2 separate regions of the Homo sapiens genome follow, and region 1 is linked to region 2. The links are chromatin contacts, found by Hi-C or POLR2A ChIA-PET in ENCODE. All regions are on one chromosome and are shown on one strand. Each heading gives the region's core, a stretch centred on a gene start or an enhancer-like site at or near the end of the contact. The rest is flanking DNA. Distances are from core to core; before and after follow the strand shown. Region 1 has its middle 31 kb from the start of CSF2. Region 2 overlaps RAPGEF6 (Rap guanine nucleotide exchange factor 6).

What was found. A loop is a pair of places that touch in the nucleus more often than their neighbours do. ChIA-PET counts read pairs that join two places held with the same protein, here RNA polymerase II (POLR2A). Pooled maps may share reads with other maps.
Region 1: a pooled map shows a loop between it and region 2 (3-fold over the local background). The contact joins two enhancer-like sites. A Hi-C loop is called at or near these places in 1 of 37 single-sample maps with no recorded cell type and 11 of 50 pooled maps. POLR2A ChIA-PET finds 5 or more read pairs at or near these places in 4 of 52 experiments (CD8-positive, alpha-beta memory T cell, IMR-90, OCI-LY7 and 1 more).

What each region holds. Positions count from the first base shown.
Region 1 is chr5:132,101,827-132,107,068 of GRCh38, forward strand. No RefSeq gene overlaps it. Among named protein-coding and RNA genes, the nearest start is that of CSF2, 31 kb to the left of the region's middle. RefSeq lists enhancers at 1,570-1,864, 1,643-2,022. Within about 2 kb of position 1,930, at least 30 of the 41 ENCODE cell types and tissues checked have a DNase peak (open chromatin) inside an H3K27ac peak, as active enhancers do; they include OCI-LY7, where a contact is called at or near this core.
Region 2 is chr5:131,533,259-131,538,508 of GRCh38, forward strand. The region is part of intron 6 of RAPGEF6 (Rap guanine nucleotide exchange factor 6); the gene reads right to left. Among named protein-coding and RNA genes, the nearest start is that of RAPGEF6, 99 kb to the right of the region's middle. RefSeq lists a silencer at 3,238-3,532 and an enhancer at 3,288-3,517. Within about 2 kb of position 3,318, at least 6 of the 41 ENCODE cell types and tissues checked have a DNase peak (open chromatin) inside an H3K27ac peak, as active enhancers do; they include OCI-LY7, where a contact is called at or near this core.

The DNA of each region.
Region 1 (5,242 bases), core at 680-3,179, 570 kb after region 2:
TGGTTTCCTGAAGGTGCTTCATGAACTACTTCCATTAATAAACTCTTTCATCTTAAATTTTTAAAATGAAATGAAACTGTCCTAGAAAGTTACAGACTGAGTCCCTCACCATTATTGATACCTTGGAGTACATGGGTCTTCCCTTGAGTAGATTTTCTGGGAGCTATTCTACCCACGTCCGTTTGTTGAGATCTTACAGGATTTCTTGCCCCAGTTAAATCTCCTGGGGTAGGCAAAGTGCTCAAGAAGTTGGAATGGGGCTGTGGGGTTCCACAAACAAGGGAAGCACCCAGAGGGCCCAACATCAGTACTCAGGGCCTCCTTGGCTTCTGGCCTGCAGCTGGGGAGGCAGGGCTGCAGTGCTGGAGGGGCATCTCTGTCAGCCTCCTGCAGCACAGGGGCCAGGGTCTGGGGGCAGCAATCACTTTGGTGACTAATAACCTAATCATGGAAAATTACAACTTCCTGAGCTAGGTATATCAGAGGTGGCCACAAAACTCTTTATGATGTGGCCAAAAATTCCTCCTACCACCACAGCCCTTGAAAATAGGTCAAAGACACCTTCTATGGAACTCTCAAAACAGGGCTTAGCTCACACCATCTACCTCCGTCATTGTGCTGCAAACACTGGAGCTTTTGTGAGAATGCTCTCCTCTTCTGCGGTTTGAGCTCAGTTTTGGCTCTGGGCTAATCATCTGTCCTGTCCTACTTGTCTTCCACAAGGGACCGACTGGTCATGAAGGCCATGAAGGCTGTCTGCTGTGTGTCCCTGGAAATGTCTGTCGACAGCCTCTCTAGGCAGAAGTGTTTCTTCTTGTGTACCAACCAAGACCTATAGGCCTCGCCTCATCTCCCAAGCTATACCTCACCACAAAGCAGAACAAGGGTGGACTAAGAACTGGCAGAGACTTATACTTGGCTTTCCAGAGGTCCCAGGTTTGTGGTAGGGGTTCATGAGGCTGGCTGCTGTCTAGATGAGATATGCAGAGTGAGCTCTTTTCCCTGAATGCTGGGCATCCCATCGGTAGTATGGGACAGGGTAAGCTCCTGGCCTGGCTGGCTCCAATGCTGCCTGAGTGAAGCTATGTAACCCTGGGACATCTCTCTTAGCATGCTGATATTTGGCTGCTTCTCTGATAATGGGAGCAGCATTCTCTGGTATGGGGTGCTGTGGAAGACCTAGGGAATGGGACAACAGATTAAAATGGGCTTTGAAGACCCTTGCAGAGGTGACCAGGGAGGCCCAACCTTCTATTTCCTGTGCTCAGGCCTTGGCAGAGACAGAAACCACGAGGCTCCAAGGTCCCCAACCAGTGGGACCCCGACACCAGGAGGACAGGACTCTCAGAGTTCTGTGCCTACTCCTCAGTTTCTTTTGTGTCTGCTGCTATCAGGAGTCCCAATCTACAGGGCTCAATCAGGATGGGATCCTTAGTGTGGCACCTGGGTCAGAAAGCCGCCCCTGCTAAGAGGCTCAGGACAGGGCTAACTGGGAGAAGAGGCCCCACCTAAGTGTCTGCCACCCAAGATGATACTTTTTTTGGCCCAGAAGCCTCATCTGACCTCTGGCCCAGGCCTCAGCCTGGGTGAGGGTGGACATCTCTGTCCTAACAAGATCCTTGGGAGCCTCCAGGCAGTCCCCTTCCAGGGATAAGAGGTCCTGTGTCTGCTTGGCCTAGAGCCAGGCCTGTGCTGAGTCACAGGACTCTGGTGTTCAAGGCCAAAAACAATGACTTAAACATTCTGAAATCCAGGAAAAATCAGCACTGGCTTTCTACCTAAGAACCCTGCCCAGCTAGGCATGAGTTCACCCAGCAAGACAGTGACAAGGACAATGGGAAACTGCCTGTCCCCTGTAGGCAAGAGGAGCAGGGGGCTAAGCCTTGAGCCTGAAACCAACCCTGAAAGATTCTTTAAAAACCCCATATCATTTCATCTAAAATTAGCTTTCAGCATCTAAATCACTTCCTGTTACAGAAACCACAGGCCTGATGCTTCAGTCATCACCCTGCCTGCCTCTAGGGGTGGGGTAGGTGAGGTAGGAGTGCTGCACACAAAAAACAGTGACTATCCAAAAGTGACACAGCAGTCAGGAACCCCTTTCCCCACCCCCCCCACCCACTGCAGAAAGGATGGCTAAGCAGGGCCCTATAATGGTGTTGTTGTGGGGACCAGAGCCAATGTGAACATGCATGTGCATGTAGGCAAATATACACACATATGCACACTCCCCTGCATGCACACTATACACACAGACCAGAGCTTTCTCCACTGCCGCAGAGAGACTGCCGTATGGACAGCCCAAGCACGTCTCCGTTGTGCCCCTTCTGAGCACAGGACTCACCAAGAGAGGAGGGCAAGTGTCTGGCCTCCTTGGAGCATCTGCATCTCTGTTTCCACTTCTCTTACAGCCCTGGTTACTTTATGCCTAATTGGCTGTGAGCGAGGTTAGCCCAGCACTTGGCACTTGGCTCTCACTCATTGTTTCAGCCAACATTGCCAAGTGTTTCCTGTGTGCAGAAAACCAGGTGGTGGCCGGATTGAGGATGTGGAGCAAGTCAGAGGCCATCCCTGTACACCAAGAACTGAAGTTGAAGAAACCAACTGAATCTCTAAACCAGAGATGTCCAATCTTTTGGTTTCCCTGGGCCACTTTGGAAGAAGAATTGTCTTGGGCCACACATAAAATTCACTAACACTAACAATAGCTGATGAGCAAAAAAAAAAAAAAAAAAAAAAAAAAGAAAGCAAAAAATCTCATAATGTTTTAGGAAAGTTTACCAATTTATGTTGGGTCACATTCAAAGCTGTCATGGGTAGTATACAGCCTGTGAGTCATGGGTTGGACAAGCTTGCCTAAACCATCCAGAGAGCTCTGTTCTTCCTACTGCCTCAAGCTAAGCCCTGACCCAAACCTGAGACCTGGATTGAAGGATGCCAGCATCTGTGCACAGATAAACTGCAGCCACAGAAGGAAGACACTGATCATCTGTCACAAACTTGGTGAGTCATAAATAGTGCCACCTAAACCATGAGATAAACTGGGGGTGCACCTGGAAACCAGGTAGCCCCCCTCAAGGGCAGGGGCTTTTGTATTATAGGTCTGCTGCTATTCTCCCAGTACCCTCAATGGCACATGTCATGTAGAAGAGTCTCAGTAAATACCTGGTGGGTGACAGAATGGAGGTGGGTGATTCTGTTGATGAGCAGGCTGGCACCGATGAGCATGGAGTATCTGCCAGCCCTAGGATGGTGCTGTGTCTGTGTCCATCCACTGTATGGTTACAAGAACTCAAGGTACCTGGGATCCCTCAGTCCTCACAGACCAGCTCCCAAGCTGGGCACAAAAGACAATGTATGTTGAGTGTTGTTTCTGACATGAGACTACTGGGACAGTAGGTGTCTGCCTGCTCCAGTATGAGGGATCCCACTACTTTGTCACTGGATGGCTTTGGTTGCAGTGGTTTTCTAACCAAAGCACAATGACCCTTCAGTGGGGTCAGCTTCAGCAAGATAAAGGCCTGGCCTGAAACAGGTGTCTTCTATAAGAAAGACAGAGTTGTGTCCATTATGCCTCTCTCGCTGCTTCCTGGTAAAGGGACCTAGGCATCCCTGGGTGACTGGAATGCCTGGTGACCACTTCCATCCACCCCCATTAGCTGCTGCTAAGGTACACATGAAGTATCTTAGGTTCCCAGAAAGAGAACCCCTGTTGAACAGTAACAAGCCCCAGCACAGGGTGCTAATGATTTATCTGCTTTCACATTTGAGCGTGCTTTCTTGGAAGTGATGGAGAATCTTCGGCCTGAAGATGTGGAGGCGCATGCAGAGTCCTGAGCTCCCCACAGGCAGCTTAGGTGTAACTGAGAAGGAGCTGTGAGCATATCTGGCTCTCCAGCTCCCACAGCAAGCGGGGTCCACCAGTATTGACATGGCTCTTGTCTGCATGATAAGCTGGACCAACAAGGCCAGGGCTCTGCCCACAAAGCTAAACTAGTATGGGGACTTGGCACTTGTCCCTGTCAGGGGAATGGTAAGCATTTTCGCACAGACTAGACATATTTTCCAAAGGCCTGCTTTAAATCAGGCCTTATCTGGGCACTGAGGATACAATTAGGAAGAAGACAAAAGTCTGTCTCTCAACAATGGCATATTCCACTGAGGGAGACATGTAATTATAATACCAGATTGTAAGTACAAAACTAGAGAGGTATTAGAAAAAGACAGACATGGTGCTCTCGGTGCATAGAGAAGGAACATGCCACCCAGCCTGGAGGCTAGGCACAGTTTTGGTGAAAATTTTTACTGAGGTAGAACTCAGTAGGAATAAGACATTACCAAATTGAATTAAAAGAATAACAGATCATGATCAAGCAGGGTCATTCCCAGGAATGCAAATTTGATTATGGAAAATCTACCAATGTACTTCTCCACAATAATTGGTTAATCTAAAGATGATCATCTCAACAGAAACATCCGTTTATGAGAAAAATTCTTTGTCTACTAGGACTACTAGGAAGCATCCTTAATAAGATCAAGAATTATACCAGAAACCGGCCAGGCGCAGTGGCTCATGCTTGTAATCCCAGCACTTTGGGAGACAGGCAGATCACTTGAGATCAGGAGTTCGAGATCAGCCTGGCCAACATGGTGAAACCCCATCTCTACTTAAAAAAAAAAAAAAAAAAAAAAATTATCCGGGCATGGGAGTGTGTGCCTGTAATCTCAGCTACTCCAGAGGCTGAGGCACAAGAATTGCTTGAACCTGGGAGGTGGAGGTTTCAACGAGCCAAGATTGCACCACTGCTCTACAGCCTGGGTGACAGAGTGAGACTCTGTCTCAAAAAAAAAAAAAAAAAAAAAAGAGAGAGAGAATACTATAAACACCTCTATGCAAATAAACTAGAAAATCTGGAAGAAATGGATAAATTCCTCGACACATAAACTCTCCCAAGACTAAACCAGGAAGAAGCTGAATCTCTGAATAGACCAATAACAGGCTCTGAAATTGAGGCAGTAATTAATAGCTTACCAAACAAAAAAAGTCCAGGACCAGATGGATTCACAGCCGAATTCCACCAGAGGTACAAGGAGGAGCTGGTACCATTCCTTCTGAAACTATTCCAATCAATAGAAAAAGAGGGAATCCTCCCTAACTCATTTTATGAGACCAGAATCATCCTGATACCAAAGCCGGGCAGAGACACAACAAAAAAAGAGAATTTTAGACCAATATCCCTGA
Region 2 (5,250 bases), core at 2,068-4,567:
AGAAAAAAATTGGCTTGAGCACCCTTTCTACTTCACAGTTTTAAAAATCCATTTTGATTTTTAATTCTGTACATTGATACACAGCTATATTTGGGAAGCCATATTTCCTATTATTATTCAAATGTAATACAGTATTGTCCTCCCAAGGTAAAATTATAAGCTCTGATAAGATACCATTGCATTCCAAATAAACAAGGCAGCCTAGGTTCTCAGATGTCACATGTATTTGTTAACAAGGGGTTTCTGCTTGCAAAATTTGCTATTTATCAAATAACTGTTCTGAAAGATATAACCTTCAGGATCACTCTAAATTAACATTAAGAATATACAAACTAGTACTAAGATTTGTAGGTAGATAGTAAATTTAAATGGAAACAATAGAATTTCATTTTGCAAAGGGAAGCTGGAAAAAAATCAGATGTACACCAATAGTTGCAGCATGCACCTACTTCTTTGAGAAAGAATAATCTACACAACATGGTACTTTCCTGTAGCCCAATGCTGAATTCCTAGAAAAAGACAAGAAGCCAGCAAAACTCACTCAGAAGAAATCAAAGAAAAGGATTAAACCTGCTTCCAGAGTGAGTGTGGACTAAAAAAAATTGCCCCATTTTTCTATAGAAATTACAGAAAAAGATTTTAATTTTGCCACACCCTCTTCCATCTGAAACACAATACCACTAGTACCCATCCTTGTTCTTCATGCTTCTGCTACAAGGCATTAGATACTCCAACTAAGCTTGCAATGGTTGCTCCTAGTGGCCAAAGAAAGACAGTTCCCAATAGTAAAATATAGTTAGTTATACCTCCAGGCGGCAAAATTATGAGAAAAACAATCACTGAACAAATCAAAGCAATATAATTATTTTGCTTTATTTACCTAACACTTTTATTTTGGGGAAAATGGGGTGTGCAACATAAGAGGAGATGTTACCTGGGAGACAGGTCTTTTAACAAAGGACTCCACTGACTGCAGAAGAAACATCTTGTTGTTAAGCACAAAAAAAATAAGTTCTTCAATATCTTTGAGAAAAGTCTGAGTCACTTTCTGAACAACACTATGCTGCCAATCTGAATTACACTGCTACTTATAAAACTAGAATTTAAGTTAAACTAAGTATAATTTTGAACAAAGACAAGTTATGCTTTCAAAATATGTAATTATTTAGATTTTCATAAAGCTTTTAAGAATGTTTTTCTGCCAAAATTCCAAAAGACACAATACCAAAATACACAATACCCGCATTTAAATATAAAATTAAATCTCACAAATGCAAACAAGCATGACTAGTTTTCTAAACATAAAACATGCAATATTTATACAGGTTGGTTTTCAAGCACCAATGTGTTTTTTTTTTTTTCAGTTTAATTTAAATCAATCATACGTGAGTTGGAATTCCACTTGATACTTAATATTGTACATTAATTAAAATCTAATGTTAATCATTCTTTAAAACAGAAAAATGATAGTAGGTACTTTGTATGTACATGAAGACAAACTTTCACTTAAGATAAAATTTCTAAAAGATGAGTATTTTACACATAAATATCAGTAGCAAGATTCAAGAATACCAAGAATTTCAACACCAGACAGTAATTATATTCATGTATAGTACCAACAGAATATATTATAGCCGAATCAAAAAGCAAAATTTTAATGCACACCTTTCCCCCTTTTTATAAATCATGCTGATCAACACACAAAGAAGGACCTCAAGCTGGGCAAGGGAGACAGCCATCTCTTAGCTGCTTTAAAAAACTGCTGCCCAGTGTGAGAAATGCAATCCACTAGTGCCATATGTTAGACCTACTGTAGTAAACACCAACTCAGTAAAGGAACAAAATTCTCTTTTCCTTTAGTTTGGCTTGTAAGTGAAGATGACATCATCCTTTTCCTTTTCTACCAATCATCTCATAGTATCTTCGATTCCAGGGAACTGTATAGTGAACCTATCATGCTAAATCTCCCTGTGTAACAATACTAAGAAAAGAAACAGGCCAAATTCCATACTCAACACGGGGATCCACCAGCATTCTGAGGAAATAATGACTTCACCTTTTAACTACTGAATGAAGAAATAAACATCCTTTGAAGAGAATAGTAATTTATCAAATAACTAAAATAAATGACTAGGTGAATAACCTATTTTTCCCTTGCATCACTTTTAGAATTTTATCACGATCTCATCTCATTATCTTATCAATTCAAATGAATTAAGTGCAGCAAAGGAGAATGTCCTGATCTACCTATTGTCTAGGAATCACTACAGGACAGCCACTTATGAACACGTTTCCCCTGCATATGAAATGCCATGATGCTAACCCTTATTAATGAAATCTTTAGCTTTAGAAAGGTCTTTTGCACTACTATAAAATAGAGCAATGTATGTTGACTTTGCAAAGATTCAAATCATGACAAAATACTTTTATAAAAGTGTAAATGCCATGTAGTTATTAAAATTTATGTTAACTGTGTATATTATTTATAAACAAAAATACAAACTGAAATACTTAAAATCATATTGTTTAGAAAGCCAAAGATAAGGTTCTGATAGTTACTAAACTAACTGTAAACACATCTTTTATGTTAATATGTGACAACACTGAAAAGAAGGACAGAGAAAGGTTACCATAGATGAAGGTAAGCCATAAGAGGATAAACATTCTAGGCATTATGAAAAACAAACAAAACTAATGATAACAAAAACTGGATTTATACTAACCCAGGCATTTTATTTACTTATTATATTTTTAAATGGAATTTATTCCCAATCTGCAATGAAATATTATAATCATAATTTAGAGAAGTCAAACGCCAAAGAAGTTAAAGAACAAAAGAAAAATTCTGTAGTTTTACAAAATAAAGAGGATATTCATTTCTGTATTTTAGTTATATTTGGTTTTTGAAATATAAACTTAAATTGTACTGATTTACATAGTGAAAACACTTTAAGTCTTTTGGAAAATAAATGAATAAATGACTGAAATGATCATAGGTAACATACAAGCCCTTTCAAAGGATCATAACAATCTTTTCCACCCGTTTTCCCCCATGTTTAACATGAACATCTGAAATGCATCTTTGCAGTTATCAGACACAGTTAACTCTAATTACTGGTGCCCCTTAGGACTTCTGCTTTCAAACTGCATACCTATTCCTCAGCCTTCATGAAGGAGGGGAGGCAAGAGTACCAACGCTCTTTTATTCTCTTGTAAGAAACAGTGTGCTTCAGCATACTGTCATATATATCCACTAACTGATCACCCCCATTTTTGTTGAAAATCTGTCACAGCCACCAGCTGGACACACATGCACTATGAAATATGATCCACCCTTAGGGAGTAATAGAGGAAGAAAAACCAAGAAGGAGAGAGAAACCGTCATCATCAACCAAGGTGATGTAAGCTTCTATAATTAGAATCAGTGAAATTGAAAGAACAATAAAAGGCACCACTATGCTTCTGCTTTCCGTCTACACTGCGTATCAAGCATCTTCATACCTGCACAAAAGGATACATTTTGTATATAGTTACTCAAGTATATGCAAACCTAAAGTTTCAAACAGCGTATTAATTTTCTTCAAAAAGAGAGTAACATATATAAATGATAAAAAATGAACTCTCATTTAAAACTATCTGTGAATTCCTGGGTTCCTTTATATCCCTTGTTCATAAAGATGACCATTACGTCCCTTCTCTACTTTTAAATACTACATTTTCTAGCACTGTAAAAGCCACATACACAAGATAGCACACTTAATAAACACATACCAAATCAAACTAAAAGGTAATAACGTTAGGTCAGCATTAATTTGTTTGCTATGTCTGAGTAGTTGTTATTCCCCTTCCAACTGGAACACTGTCATAATCAGTCTTAGACCACTGGTATACATTAGTATCTGAGTTGCTTTAAACAATTATCAAAAGCTCCTTCTTTAGCAATTACTCCATAAAATATTTCAAGTATGATAAAAAGTCTTCCTAATTCTGGTTCCCTGGGCAAATCTGTCTGAATTAGTGTCACACCATTAAGGGAGGAAGAACTGCCCCAGACAACCAGAGGGGCATGCCCTGCTCTGGTCCTCTCAGTACTCAAGCATTTTATACATAGTGAATAATAAAGACAATTTTAAAATGCCTATTGAGAAGTTACCAATATTCATGTAGAAACTTAAAATAATTTTCATACCTTTAACCCAGTAATTTCTGTAACTCAATCCTAAGGAAATAATCAGTCATGTACAGATTTTTCCCTAAAAGTTGTTTGTAATAGGAGAAAAATTGGAAGCCACGTGAGAATACTTCGTTACACTCATACAGCATTATATTAATATTGAAAGTAATGTTTTGGAAAAAATTTAACTGCATGAGAAACACAAACACAAGGATACATAACTAAACATTCAGCATCATCTAAATTAATTAAAATATTTAAATTAATCAAAAGATATATACAGTCAGCCCTCTGTGTCCATGGGTTCTGTACCTGCAGATTGAAGAAACTGCAGACAGAAAATATTTTGGGAAAATCCCATTAAAAATAACAGTAGAGGCTGGGGGTGGTGGTGATTACATCTGTAATCCCAACAGTTTGGGAGGCCGAGGCAGGCTATTGCTGGAGCCCACGAGTTCAAGACCAACCTGAAAAACATGATGAAACTCCGTCTCTACAAAAAAAAACAAAGTTAGCTGGGTGTGGAGGCATGTGCCTATAATCCCAGCTACTCAGGAGGCTGAGGTGAGAGGATCCCTTGAGTTGGGAGGTCAAAGCTGCAATGAGCTGTGATCATTCCACTGCATTCTAGTCTAGTTGACAGCGAGACCGTCTCAAATAAAACCTAAAAAACCAAAAACAAAAAACCACTACAACAATAAAAAAAACTACAAATTTCAGTATAGCAACTATCTACACTGCATTTACACTGTATTAGGTATTATAAGTAATCTAGAAATGATTCAAAATACAGTCATGCATTGCTTAACAACTGGGGTACATTCTGAGGAATGTGTCATTAGGCAATTTCATCCTTGGGCAAACATCACTGAGTGTAGCTACAGAAACCTAGACGGTATAGCCTACTATACACCTAGGCTACATGGTACAGCCTATGGTTCCCAGGCTATGAACCTGCTCAGCATGTTACTCTACTGAATAATGCAGGCAACTGTAACACAATGGTAAGTATTTGTGTATCTAAACACAGAAAACGTACAGTAAAAACAGGCAGCAAAATCTGATGTCATTTATGT